2 separate regions of the Homo sapiens genome follow, and region 2 is linked to region 1. Evidence: chromatin contacts called from ENCODE Hi-C data. All regions are on one chromosome and are shown on one strand. The core of a region is the stretch at or near the end of the contact, and the rest is flanking DNA. Distances in the headings are between cores, read along the strand shown. Region 1 overlaps PTPN3 (protein tyrosine phosphatase non-receptor type 3). Region 2 has its middle 140 kb from the start of MUSK.

What was found. Hi-C counts contacts between places; a loop is a spot of excess contacts on that map. Pooled maps may share reads with other maps.
Region 2: a loop to region 1 is called in a map with no recorded cell type, with 21 times the contacts of the local background. The contact joins two enhancer-like sites. A Hi-C loop is called at or near these places in 7 of 37 single-sample maps with no recorded cell type and 3 of 50 pooled maps.

What each region holds. Positions count from the first base shown.
Region 1 is chr9:109,407,074-109,413,768 of GRCh38, forward strand. PTPN3 (protein tyrosine phosphatase non-receptor type 3) reads right to left here. Exons shown (of 26, transcript NM_002829.4): 15 at 3,156-3,342; 16 at 2,926-3,003; 17 at 1,248-1,304. Among named protein-coding and RNA genes, the nearest start is that of PTPN3, 88 kb to the right of the region's middle. RefSeq lists enhancers at 4,142-4,261, 4,782-4,881. Within about 2 kb of position 4,143, at least 2 of the 41 ENCODE cell types and tissues checked have a DNase peak (open chromatin) inside an H3K27ac peak, as active enhancers do.
Region 2 is chr9:110,807,101-110,813,891 of GRCh38, forward strand. No RefSeq gene overlaps it. Among named protein-coding and RNA genes, the nearest start is that of MUSK, 140 kb to the left of the region's middle. RefSeq lists an enhancer at 1,623-1,672. Within about 2 kb of position 1,696, at least 2 of the 41 ENCODE cell types and tissues checked have a DNase peak (open chromatin) inside an H3K27ac peak, as active enhancers do.

The sequences.
Region 1 (6,695 bases), core at 2,893-5,392:
CAGGAAAGAAAGCCTTCTGAATTTACAGAAACTGTAAACAGTAACAAAAGTTAAATGACAAGAGCTTAAGGACTACCTCAGAGTAAAATCCCAACGTGGTTCACTGTAAGGAGGCACAGTGACTCCTACTGCTTTAAAAAAGCAGATGATTAAAAGGTAACTATGGAGCCAGGTGAGGTGGGACACACCTGTGGTCTCAGCGACTTGGGAGGCAGAGGCAGGAGGATCGCTTGAGCCTAGTTTGAGGCTGCAGTGATCATACCACTGCATTCCAGCCTGGGTGACAGAGCAAGAGCGAGACCCTGTCTCTTAAAAAAGAAAAATAGGTTAACTATGGAAAGTGATGAACATGTTAATTTGTTTGACTGCAGTACTATATGTATAACAAGACATCATGTTGTACACCTTGAGTATGCACAATAAAAAAATTAAACGAAAAAATTACTTGATATTATTTTAAAAACAATAAAATAAATTTATTTTATTTTTGAGACAGAGTCTCACTCTGTCGCTCAGGCTGGAGTACAGCGGCGTGATCTCAGCTCACTGCAACCTCTGCCTCCTGGGTTCAAGGAATTCTCCTGCCTCAGCCTCCTGAGTAGCTGGGATCACACCTGTGTGCCACCACACCCAGATAATTTTTGTATTTTTTGTAGAGATGGGTTTCACCCTGTTGGCCAGGCAGGTTGGTCTCAAACTCCTGGCCTCAAGTGATTCACCCTCCTCGGCCTCCCAAAGTGCTGGGATTACAGGTGTGAGCCACTATGCCTGGCCTAAAAACAATAAAATAAATTTGAAAGAAAAACAAAGCAAATGCTCTTCTTAGGAGGCCTACACAGATGACAAAAGGGGCACTGGTGGAAAGATGGTGAGAAGAGGCACAGGGCCCACGTGCCCACTTAGAGTGAGCAGAACAGCAGACTGCCTAAGTTTCCTTCTCTTGAAAAGGACTTCTCAAAATTGAATGCACACTAACCACTCAAGGCTCTTGTTAAAAATGCAGATTCCGGTTCAGCAGGCCTAAGCTGAGGCCAGAGATGCTGCATTTCTAATGAGGTCCCAGGTAACATGGGTGCTATGGCTTCAAAGACCACACTGAGCCGCAAGGTTATAGAAAACATGGTGATGTATATCTAAGCACATTCTTTGCTCTGGCAAAAAAAGAAACAGGACTCAGAAACAGAAACCTGTTAGAATTAGGGGGAAACAAACAAACACGAGGAATAACATGGAATGTATTTACTTACAGGTGACTCTGGGTTTATCCTTGATACCACAAGAGGCATCTTTTGATCCACTCCTCCCTGTAAACATTTTAAAATAAAAACAAAACAAAGTTTTTTAAGTTAAACAAACAAACAAACAAAAAAACGAGTAGCTCACAGCATCAACAACATGGAGGTACCAATAAATGTGAGTCTTTGGTACAGGGAGGCTTCAAACTTCACTATGACTGATTCGAATCACACGTCATTTCAGAAATATGGAACAAATTCCTGACCCCTCTGGATCCAGCGGGCTGACCAGGACTCTGTTCAGAAGCCTCCCTCTGCCATCCCCACAGTCCATGAACTAACAGATACACTCAGAGAGAAGCTCCTCCTTAAAAACGCAGATGCCCCCAGAGAGGGACTCCACAGCATGTCTTCGAGTGCTGCTAGAACAAACCTGCACGTTGTGCACATGTACCCTAGAACTTATAATAATTAAAAAAAAAAAAAAAATATATATATATATATATATATGGGCTTTATATATATATATGGGCTTTAATATATATATATATGGGCTTTATATATATATATATAGGGGCTTTCAGCAGAGGCGAGCGAGGCCTGGGAAGGGGGCACACCCTGTGAGCGCATCTGGCCTGTGAGCGCTGGTCCTCAACACAGCTGCTGGGGCAGATGAGGCTGTGCATGATGGCAGCTGGGGGGTAGGCGACCACCTGCCCTCACTTTGTCCTAGAGTAGGGATGAGTAAACGTTTTCTGTAAAGGGCCAGAGAGGCTTTGTGGGAGTGAGGGCTCTGATTCAACTGCTCAACTCTGCAGTCATTAACCCACCAGTAAACAAATGGCTGTGGCTGTTACCAAAAAAACTAGTTACAGAAACAGATGGGATTTGGCCTGTGGGTTTAGTTTGCAGATCCTGCTTAAAGGTGCCTGGAGGAGAGTGGTGGCCCTGCAGGTTGAACTTGAATTGTTTTTCTCTTATCAGCTTTAGCAATGCTGAGGGGTTCTCTTAATAGCATTCCTGAAGTGGGTAGATCTGTTTGCCAACTGTGTGCCCTCATTTCTGGGAACCTCAGTATTCATTTGCAAAATGGGTTTAAAAATACTGACCTTACCACTTGTTATCAGAACTTAAGAAGGTGCTATGAATCTAGTGGATAGCCAATGCCAGGCACAGAGCAGGCACTTGGCCTTCGGCAGCTGTTAAGGCCACATTAAAAAAAACCTCTCAATTCTAGGCTGGGTGCGGTGGTTCACGCCTGTAATCCCGGCACTTTGGGAGGCCAAAGTGAGTAGATTGCCAGGTGTTTGAGACCAGCTTGGACAACATGGTGAAACCCCATCTCTACAAAAAATATGAAAAAAATTAGCTGGGTATGGTGGTGCATCCCTATAGTCCCAGCTGAGGTGGGAGGATCACCTGAGCCTGGGGAGGTCAGCGCTGCAGTGAGCTGCGATCGTGCCACTGCACTCTAGGTTTGGGCGATAAAGTGAGTTTTTAAAAAAAAACAAAAAAAACCCCAAATATCTCAAACCAAACAAAAACAAAAAAAACCCCCAACTCTCAATTCTGAGGGTTGAACCAACTTCCTTATGTAGCTCAGGAATGCAGCACATTTGTAATGCAAATTAAAAACTCATTGAAAGATTGCTTCCCAGCACAAAACTTCCTTTATAAATACACAACATACCTTAAGATTAAATCCAAATTTTCCATCTTCATCTGGTGTGATACGGATCAAGACTAAGTAGCTGTCACCATTATCATTCTGGAAAACGGTTTGAAAGTGGTCATTTGCATCACATCTCTCTCCAGCAGTTGGTGATAAGATATTTTCATTTAGTTAGAGCTACTCAGCTGCCCACAAGAGGCCGGGAAGCCCTGGGTGTGTGGATCACCCGGCTGCCTGCGCTCGCTCACCTTGTCACAGTAGTACTGGCTGGCGTCCTCGGTGGAGCCCCCTTTGGTCACCCTGTGGAAGTCATCTAAGAGCTGCTGATCAACGCCGTCAGGTGAGCAGGAGCCTGGAGCATTTGAAGATGGAGACACAGAACTGGATGACTTCTGGGTCAGGTAGCTTTGTGCCGGATTGTTCTCGGATAAACTCCTTCATCATGGGGAAGGAGGAGATATTAATAACTGGGTTAATATTTTATTAGAGCAAACACTACTGACTGTAGGGGCCTGGCAGCTGGGGGCTGTATGTTTCCCTGGAACCTCAGCTGCATAGGTTGTCAGCGGGATTTGAGTACACCCAGGGCCCACTGACCACCCCTGACCGCATCTGGCCTAGACACTGTCACATGGTTTTGGGGAAAAGGGATAGGAGGCAGGGTGGATCTGGAAACTGCTGAAAACTTTGCTCCCTTCCCCGCTGCTTTAGAAGGGTGACAGGGAAATGTGTCCAGCTCCTCTGGTGGTTTCATTACTGAACCAGGCTCTGCCAGGCAAGCTCATGCAGATGCACAGCCCATCCCTTCTGAAAGCTTTTTTCCTTCTGTCTCACTTCTGCGGATGGTTCTGCTTCATAGGACTCTTGCCTCCTCAAAGGAAACAGGACTGTTGTTGTTGTGCGTTCAGGAGAATTTATATTATTCCTAGTTGGCATGATTTGCCTGTGACATCCATGAACTGCCACGCTGAGATCTTGTTACATTTTCCTCTATCGAATATAGTTTCTTCTGTATCGTGGAGCTGCACTGTCTAGTATGGTAGCCACTAGTTATATGTGGCTACTTAAATTTAAATAAATTAAGACAAGAAACCAGCCATACTTCACATGCTCACTAGCCATATGCGGCCAGTGGCTCCCGTATGAGACAGTGCAGTCAGAGAACATTTCACCACGGCAGGAAGTCCTGCTGGACAGCGCTGTCTTAGAGAGTTACAGATGATGAAAACGGAACAGAACTTTGTGGTCATTTGTTCTAACTCCCAGTTCACAGATGAAGAAGCTGAGGTCAGGAGAGGCTGAGTAACTTGCCCAGGGTCACATGGCTTTCCCCCGGCTTAGCAGACAGAAACCTGACCGATGTGCGTCCTAAGCCTTTCTTCCCTCTCCAGACCATGCAGAGCCCACTTCCAAGACCCCTATTTCTAACCCCTCAGAGTCACAGGGATTAACCATCCCTGCTGTCACTGTACAGGACAGGACCCTTGAGTCTCTGCATCACCCACACCAGCCCCTTCCGGAGCCACAGGCCCAGCACAGACACCTTACAGAGCTGATGACTATGGGGCTCTCCTACATTCTAAGACTCTGCCCCACCCTAACCTCATCCAAAGTGAAGTGAGGGGAGAAGCGCAGAGACCAAGTCATTCAGTGAAACCCAGACAAAAGACAGCTGCTACTGCCTCTTTCTTGACCTTCATTTCAAGCCCTTATCCATGGATTTTTTATGAAATTGGTGCTTCTCTTTCTCCTAGTGAGTTTAAATGAGCCTAATTTAAATATAAAATCTGTATCATAGTCACACAGAATGATTCATAATCACAATCTATTTGAATAAAATATTCAGTGACAGACCAATGGAGAAACACAGCGATACAGTAGGACAAGAGTCTGGCCTTATGGTGTCCAAGTGGCTGGTTGGGGGTAGGGTGTTATGGATGGGAAGGCATTTCAGAGACAGAGTATTTTGGAATTGAAGTTGTATACAAGTTTTCAGATTGAAAAAGCATGACTTTCACTTACGTAAAAGGAAGCTTTACAAAATTCCCCCCAAATACGGCATCTTTGCTGGGTTTCACTGTTTACAAGAGCATCACCCAGTGGCAGAAAGGGCAACTGCTTGGCAGTTACAAAACAAGTTAAAATGGTATTTCCAGTTCTCGTTCTGTCTGTCTCTGTCTCTGTCTCTACCTCTGTCTCCCTCTCTCTCCCTCCCTGCACCCCCCCAATCCATTTTTTTTTCTTTTGAGGTAGGGTAAAGCTCTGTTGCCCAGGCTGGAGTGCCATTACATGACCACAGCTCACTGCAGCCTCGATTTCCTGACTCAAGAGATCTTCCTATCTTGGTCTCTTGAGTAGCTGGGACCACAGGCATTCGCCATGTCCAACTAATTTTAATTTTTTTTTTTTTTTGAGTCAAAGTCTCGCTCTGTTGCTAGGCTGGAATGCAGTGGTGCAATCTCGGCTCACTGCAACCTCCGCCTCCCGGGTTCAAATGATTCTCCAACCTCAGCCTCCTGAGTAACTGGGACTACAGGTGCCCGCCACCACACCCGGCTAATTTTTTATATTTTTAGTAGAGACAGGGTTTCACCATGTTGGCCAAGATAGTCTCGATCTCTTGACCTCGTGATCCACCTGCCTCGGCCTCCCAAAGTGCTGGGATTACAGGTGTGAGCCACCATGCCCAGCCTTTTAAAAATTTTTTGTAGACACAGGGTCTCACTATGCTGCCTAGGCTGGTCTAGAACTCATGGTCTCAAGCAATCCTCCTGCACTGGCCTCCCTAAGCGCTGGGATTACAGGTGTGAGCCACCATCCCCAGCCCTATTTTTCTTTTTTGATTTAAAACTCAATGGTCTGTCTAAACTAGCCCATGGTACTAAATGACAACAGTACTACTACTATTACTATTGCTGCTAGTACTAATACTATATTCCAAGTCATTTTATGCCCTAACCTATTTTTTTTTTTTTTTGAGACAGAGTCTTGCCCTGTCGCCCAGGCTGGAGTGCAGTGGCACAGTCTCAGCTCATTGCAAGCTCAAGCTCCACCTGCCAGGTTCACACCATTCTCCTGCCTCAGTCTCCCATGTAGCTGGGACTACAAGCACCTGCCACCAATGCCTGGCTAATTTTTTTTTTTTTTGTATTTTTAGTAGAGATGGGGTTTCACCATGTTAGTCAGGATGGTCTCGATCTCTTGACCTTGTGATCTGCCCGCCTCGGCCTCCCAAAGTGCTGGGATTACAGGCATGAGCCACCGTGCCCGGCCTGCCCTAACCTATTTTCTAAGCAGGGTTGGAGGGGTTACTCTTAGTCATTTATTTCAACAAATGGCTGATTTTTGGCCTGCTCAACTGTGTACACAGGTGCTCTGTAGGGCGCGGTGATATTCTGTTCAGTGTGCAAGATGGACAGACAGACGAGGAAGAGGACATCAAATGAGGAGATGCAATGAGTAAGTGGCAGCTGGCCACAGCACAGGGTGGCCAGGGGTGAAGGCACCAAAGCCCTAGTGCCTCCTCTGTCGCTGGGCAGAATGCAGTGCGGCTGAGGAGCGCAGGGGAGTTGCCCCATGAATTCCACAAGTGGAGTGAAGAAAGGGGCAGGATGAGGGATGCAAGAAGATGGTGAGGATGGGATGGAGCCAATGACAAGGGGGAGGAAGGAGCAGAAGAGGTTTGTCCCTGAGGCAGGACGGGGAAGACACCATGGAAGAGCCAGTGTGGGACTGACCACATCCTGGTTCTTAGGGAGAAAGGGGCAGAGACAGAGAAATGTGAGACA
Region 2 (6,791 bases), core at 446-2,945, 1.4 Mb after region 1:
CACCTAGGACCCTTCAAACCCACACCAACGACCTCTCAGGCAAATTGATCTATTCAGATAGCAGTTTACAGGGATAGACATGAGGCCTCTTGGCCCACCTGCTCTATACACAATCTTCTAGTCGACCATCCTGATTGACAACCCACAGCCCACCCCTGTCTCTGTATTTGCTGACTCAGAGCATGGAGACTTTATACATGTGAAATCACATCTCCCCTCCCCTCACGCTTGGCTTGTGTGTATTGCAAAAGCTGCAATTTAGTTTTTCCTGTGCCTTGTCTTACCCATGGATAAGAACACTAAGATACTTTCCGCTTTTTGAATATTTGTCAAAGTGATGGCACTTGGATTGGTTTCAGCATGTACATAGATTGATTCTTATTCATATACATTTACTGTCATATTGGGGAAATCTTGAGGGGAAAAGAAAAGCCTCTTACTACCATGTTCATCAAGAGTCCTCTCTGGAATAGTTGAAATAGTTTAGGAGTTATCGGTTCACTCCTTCGTCTTGTTTGCCTCCAGATTTCTTTTTTCCTTCTTTTCCTGTTTCTTAATGTTGGAACAGCCCACACCTCAATCCTTGGATGACATCTCCCTTTTATCTGTATTCATCCCTAGTGATCTCTTCTGGTTGCAAGGCTATAAATGCCATCTGTATGCTGAGATTTTTTTATTTTTAGTTCAAACCTCTCTCCCCAACTTTACACTCACATTTCTAACTGTGTGTTATAGATGATAGCTTTAGATTCTCCTCCTCAGGACTAGGCTTTCTGCTTGATCTAGGAGCAAAGCTGAAAACTGCTATGGAGCTTGGTGTTGCCTTGATACCGAGGAGGAGTCTCAGAGCCTCTCCAGTGCAAATACACACTTGCAGTGTCCTAGTGCTGCTGACTTACGTACTCATTCTAAAGAGGGTAGATTGTATCCATTTTAATAGCTCTCAATACCCTTGCCCATTCCCATTACAGCTGGCAGAAATTCCCCAGCTGCAAATGGGTTGCATTTATCTGTTACCCATTCCTGATTTGCAGCACGATTGACTGTTTCCTTTTCTGCGTGGTCTATGTGTCACTCCATGAGAATCTGGGAGAGGAGAACTCGATATGGTGCTCATTCCATCATTTTAACCATAGTGTTCTTTATTGTGAAGAGGTATCCCGGTTAGAGTGGAGTCAAAGCTTTATAGCAAGTGTATTTCAGGTAACTATTCTTTTACTTGTTTCAGATCTATTTCAGTAGCACAGCCACCAAGATAGAACACTTATAAGCCCTTATTTTGGTATAGATCACCAGAGAAACCACTCACCACTCGCACTTGGCCTTCAGTACTGAGTCATTACATATTGGAAGGTCAGAAACTACATCAACAGGAAAGACCCATAGGTGTGGGGGTCTGATATATTTGCCAGTACATTTCTTATCATTACAAACAAAGATTTATGTGTGTCTAGATGTTTACCTTGCCTTCTAAGAGGTCATGTCCTCTGAATGAAGCAAAATCAAGGTAAGCCTTTACCTGTAAGCCGTTACATGTCTTCTTTACAGAATCCCTCTTAATTAAAAACTTCTAAGAGATTCAACAGGGTTAGTTTTTCTTACAACCTTCATCGTCAGACCTGTAATTATGCAACTGGCCAGCATTGCTCTTTCAAACCACAGTCTCTGGAAAGTACACACCGTATATAGCATTTTGCCCATAAGAAGAGAAACCACCTGTAGTATCTAAGGTTACGTCAGAGAGATGTTAACCACAAAAAAACCCAGACTTAGATACACACTATCATTTTCTGGGTGTGTTCTTGACCATTTAGAGCTGTGATTAAAATTAGAAGTGTTGGCATGACACTGCTTTCTGACTTTCTTTTTTAGCCATGTTGACACCGTGGTGGTTAGTGTGATGCTCCTTCTTATTTCAATTGATGCTTTACTCAAGTATGGATGAAACATAATTTAAAGTCACCTCTTCTTCTGCTATCTTGATTTTTAAAATTATTTGGATGCATTATATTTAAGAATCTTAAGACAGTCCATTAGTATTATGTATTTATCTTCTCTTCACTCGTTTAAGTCACTTTCTGACTCAGATCACCTTCTCAGGAGACTCTCAGCATCATTCTGCCTGACATCACTCAGTTGCTTTGTTTATGGCAACCTAAAAAAGCAGCTGCCCTAATTTTAGCCCATTCCCAGAGTACCCTCAGAAGTGACAGGTAAGAAAAAATAAACTGATCAAAGATGAGAGAAAGACTTACAGAGGAGTGACACTGAGAGAGCAAAAAACCACAAATAAATTTCATTTCTAAGAACAAAGCAAAGATGACCAGGAAATGCCTGAGGAAACACATTTTTTTTTTTTTTTTGGAGGCAGAGGGTATTATATTCCTTTTTTTTCTTCAACTTTCATTCTAGATTCAGGGAGTACATGGGCGAGTGTGTTATGTGGACATGTTGTGTAGTGCTGATGTTTTCAGTACAACTAAACCTGTCACCCGGGTTGTAAGCATAGTACCCAATAGATAGTTTTTCAACCCTTGCCTCCCTTCTTCAGAGACCTCCCCCTTCTTGTATTCCCCAGTGTCTTTTGTTCCCATCTTTATGTCCATGTGTACTCAATGTTTAACTCCCACTTATACTTGAGGACATTTAGTATTTACTTTTCTGTTTCTGTGTCCATTTTGCTGCAAAGGACATGATTTTGTTCTTTTTGGCTGCATAGTATTCCATGGTGTATATGTATCACATTTACTTTATCCAATCAACCATTGATAGGCAACTATGTTGATTCCACATCATTGCTATTGTGGATAGTGCTGCAATGAACGTATGGGTACAATGTGCCTTTTGGCAGAATGATTGATTTTCCTTTAAGTGTATACCAAAGGAAATGGGATTGCTGTATCAAATGGTAGATCAACTCTTATTTATTTCTCATTCATTTCTCAAATAATTTCTCAATTATTTGAGAAATCAAGGAGACACTTTTTTTTTTTTTTTTTTTTTTTGAGACAGAGTCTTGCTCTGTTGCCTGGGCTGGAGCGCAGTGGCGTGATCTTGGCTCACCAGAACTCTGCCTCCCAGGTTCAAGCAATTTGGAGACATAATTTTTAAGACATTTTTAAATAATAAACCTCAAATATTTTAGGGAAAACATCTTTATCTCTGTTTCTATAACTGTCAACCTCTTTCTAATAAGCTTTGCAAAGCTATATGAAACTAGTTTTTAATTTTTGTATACTTGAGACAATTTTGGAAGAAAGTAGGTATCTACTCATCCAATTTCAGAGAACTCTGAGAAAATTTAGTTATTCTTATGAAAGATCTATTTTCTTATTGCAATAACTGTGAATTTATCTGGCACTTGGCCAAACTTAGCATTAACAGGTAATACATTATATTCACAACAGAAACTAGAAGATGATTCCAGAACAACACAGCCCTAAAGGAAAAATCATTAATTGTTTGACATAAATATTCTACACTTCAAAAATCTACACTTAGATTTTTTTTCTAAGATTGTTTTGTATTATTTACTAACCTAACAGCTTTCCATTAACAATAAATTTAGAACTTTTTTATATTTTAAATATCAATGTGTGCATTATTTTGGTGATGACATAATAAATCATTAGATGTTGCATACATGTTATCAAATGTATATGGAGGTTGCGTAAGTGTTATCAAGACAGGCAGCAGATGGAGTGTTGAAATATATGGACTCAGGGCTGAGTCTGCTGCCTGTCAAATCCTAGCAATTTACTTAACCCCTTTGTGTTCAATTTTCCTCATTTATGAAAAGAGAATAAGAATAGCACCAAGCTCATAGGTTATTGGAAAGATTAAATGATTTAATAAGTAGAAAAGGCTTAGAAAGGTACCTAATACACAGTAAATACTTCCAAGGACTTTGCTAATATAATTGTGTCTAATTTTTTGCAATTATATAGAAAACTGACATACTATAGCTAAATCATTACACAGATCTTTTTACTATTTCCTGCAGATACAGCAATAGAACTAACATAATTAGGTCAGATGCAATAAACCTTTTTAGGAATTTTAATATATGTTACAAAATTACCCTCCAGAAATCTTGCAACAATTTACACAACCAATAGCAATGTTTGAAAGTGCTTATTTCTGATACTTCAGCTAATTTAGCATGTCATCAAATTTAATTCTTAGCCAGTTTGATAACTGAGAAACTTTAGCTCCCTGTTTAAATTTGATTTTTCTTTTAAATTCCTGCAGATATTGTTTGCTTTTCAGATTTTTTACCAGCTGTTTTTGGGCAGTTTGTGAATTGTCAAGTATGTTCTACTGTTTGTCTTCTACTGATTGTTCTCCACCTGGACTGAGTGTGGATCCTGGAACAGTCTAGTTTTTCTTGGGAATCCTGTTACAATGTATGTTCTAGATCTACCCTCCATATTTATTATCTTTAGCCTCATTGTATACATTTTATATCAATTTCTTCTGAGATAGGTAAATGTCTTAATCTGATTTTGTAATTCATTACATCTCCTATCTGCTTTTTACTGTTTTCATTGCATTATTTTTTATTTAATTATTTTTAATAGTAATACATTCACTTGGGTCAACATTCAAAGATATAAAAATCTACACAGTAGACTTCTACTTATAAGAAGAGGGGGTGGATGTGCTTTTTCCTCTTCCTTCCACTAAATACAACTAAAAACCCGAACATCACATAGAAAACCAACGTGGAAAAGTAGAGAGAAGTAGACAGTTCATCTAGGAAGAAGACAGAGTCAAGGAATGACATTCTGGTGAGCTCTCTGGGTTTTCTTTGGGCCTCAGCTATCTCAAACTTGAAGCTGAAGAAGCCAGCAACACAGAAACGCCAGCGGGCATATACCAAAAAAAAAAAAACCAAACAAAAAAAAAGCCCCAACTAAAGCCTGCTATCTTTAGACAAAACACCAGGAAAAGGGCACCTAGCAAGACAGAAACCTTTTAGACAATAATTGCTCTCTTCTAGCCAAACACCACGCGCGCACACACACACAACAAACAAAAAAAATGGCCTCACCTCCACCCACGCCAGCAAAGACCGAGTGTGGATCCTAGACTTCTCCCTCACCAGGTGTAATAAGGAGCTCAAACTTCCCACAGGTGTGAGTCAGAAAAGTCCTCTTCCACAACTCAGACTTTCATGCCTCTGAGCTCTAAATGCATATAGAGGAAATATTTAAGGCAATATATTATAAACATAGGAGGCTAAAGCGATATAAAAGGAGGTCCTTTCTACACTTTGTTTGAACTGGTAAAATGTCGACACTAGTAACTGTGATAAGTTACATACGTACTGTATAATGCATGTATAATGTAATCCCTAGAGCAACCATAACAAAACTCCACAAAAAGATACACTTCAAAACACTATTGGTCAGGTGCGGTGGCTCACACCTGTAATTTCAGCACTTTGGGAGGCCAAGGCAGGTGGATCACCTGAGGTCAGGAGTTCAATACCAACCTGGCCAACATGGCAAAACCCTGTCTCTATTAAAAATACAAAAATTAGCTGGGTGTGGTGGCACATGCCTCCCAGATACCTGGGAGGCTGAGGCAGGAGAAAAGCTTGAACTCGGGAGGCAGAAGTTGCAATGAGCCGAGATCACACCACTGCCCTCCAGCCTGGGTGACAGAGCAAGACTGTGTCTCAAAAACAAACAAACAAACAAAACCCACTATAGATATATCAAGACAGAATTCTAAGAAATGTTCAAGTAACCCACAGGAAGGCAAGAACAAGAAAACAGAAAAAAAAAAAAAAAACAGAGCAAATAAAAAGCAACAAATAAAATGGCAGACTTAAGCCTTGACATAGTAATAATTACATTAAGTATAATTATCGTAGAATTTTAAATGTTTAGATGGGCTTCCAGTCCAAGATGGAGAGAGAGCATGTGTTTGCCTCACCACCTGGGGTCTCAATGGACTACGGATTTGGATAAATTTCTGCAAAATGGAAAACACATGGCATCATACTAACAGACAAGACTCACAGGAAACAAAAGAGTGATACAATAGAGGTAGAAACCATCTGTTTGGTTCTATCCTTGAGAGGCTAAATAGAGACTATTTCCCTAGAGCTACTAACTAAAATACTATCACCTGGCAGGAAGCAGTGGGGGTTGGGAGGAGGGGCGGCAGTGAACTCAAAATAGATGATTACCTTTCTGGTGTCAGTGCCTGGTCCATACCCCTCACTCCTAGCAACAGTTCTTCTTCTCCGTTTCCTTCCTTAAAATCCTCCATTAATTTTTTATTCATTCATTTGACCAATACTTAGTGATTAGCTACTAAATGCTAGGCACTGTCACAGTTGCTGGGGAAATACTAGTGAACAAGATAAGTCTGATTTGGGGGAGTTTTAATTCTACTAACGAACAAATAATAAATATGAAAACAAAAATATAAACAGATCATTTTAAATAGCAATGAGTTCTATGAAAGCAGAGACATTGCAGGAATTAGTGTATATCCTTCCACCTGCTCATCACAAATAAATTCATTAGCAACTGCACTGCTACGACATTTCAAAGGCTGTTGAAATTCCACGTCTCCAAGGGCTGGAGTTCTCATTGCTATCAGCAAATGATCTGACTCCAGAATCCCAACCTTAGGGTATGCTTCCTAGGACTACTCTTAGGATACAGGGTTAGGTCATGTATTAGTCCATTCTCATGCTGCTAATAAAGACATACCGAAGGCTGGGTAATTTATAAAGGAAAGAGATTTAATTGACTCACAGTTCAGCACTGCTG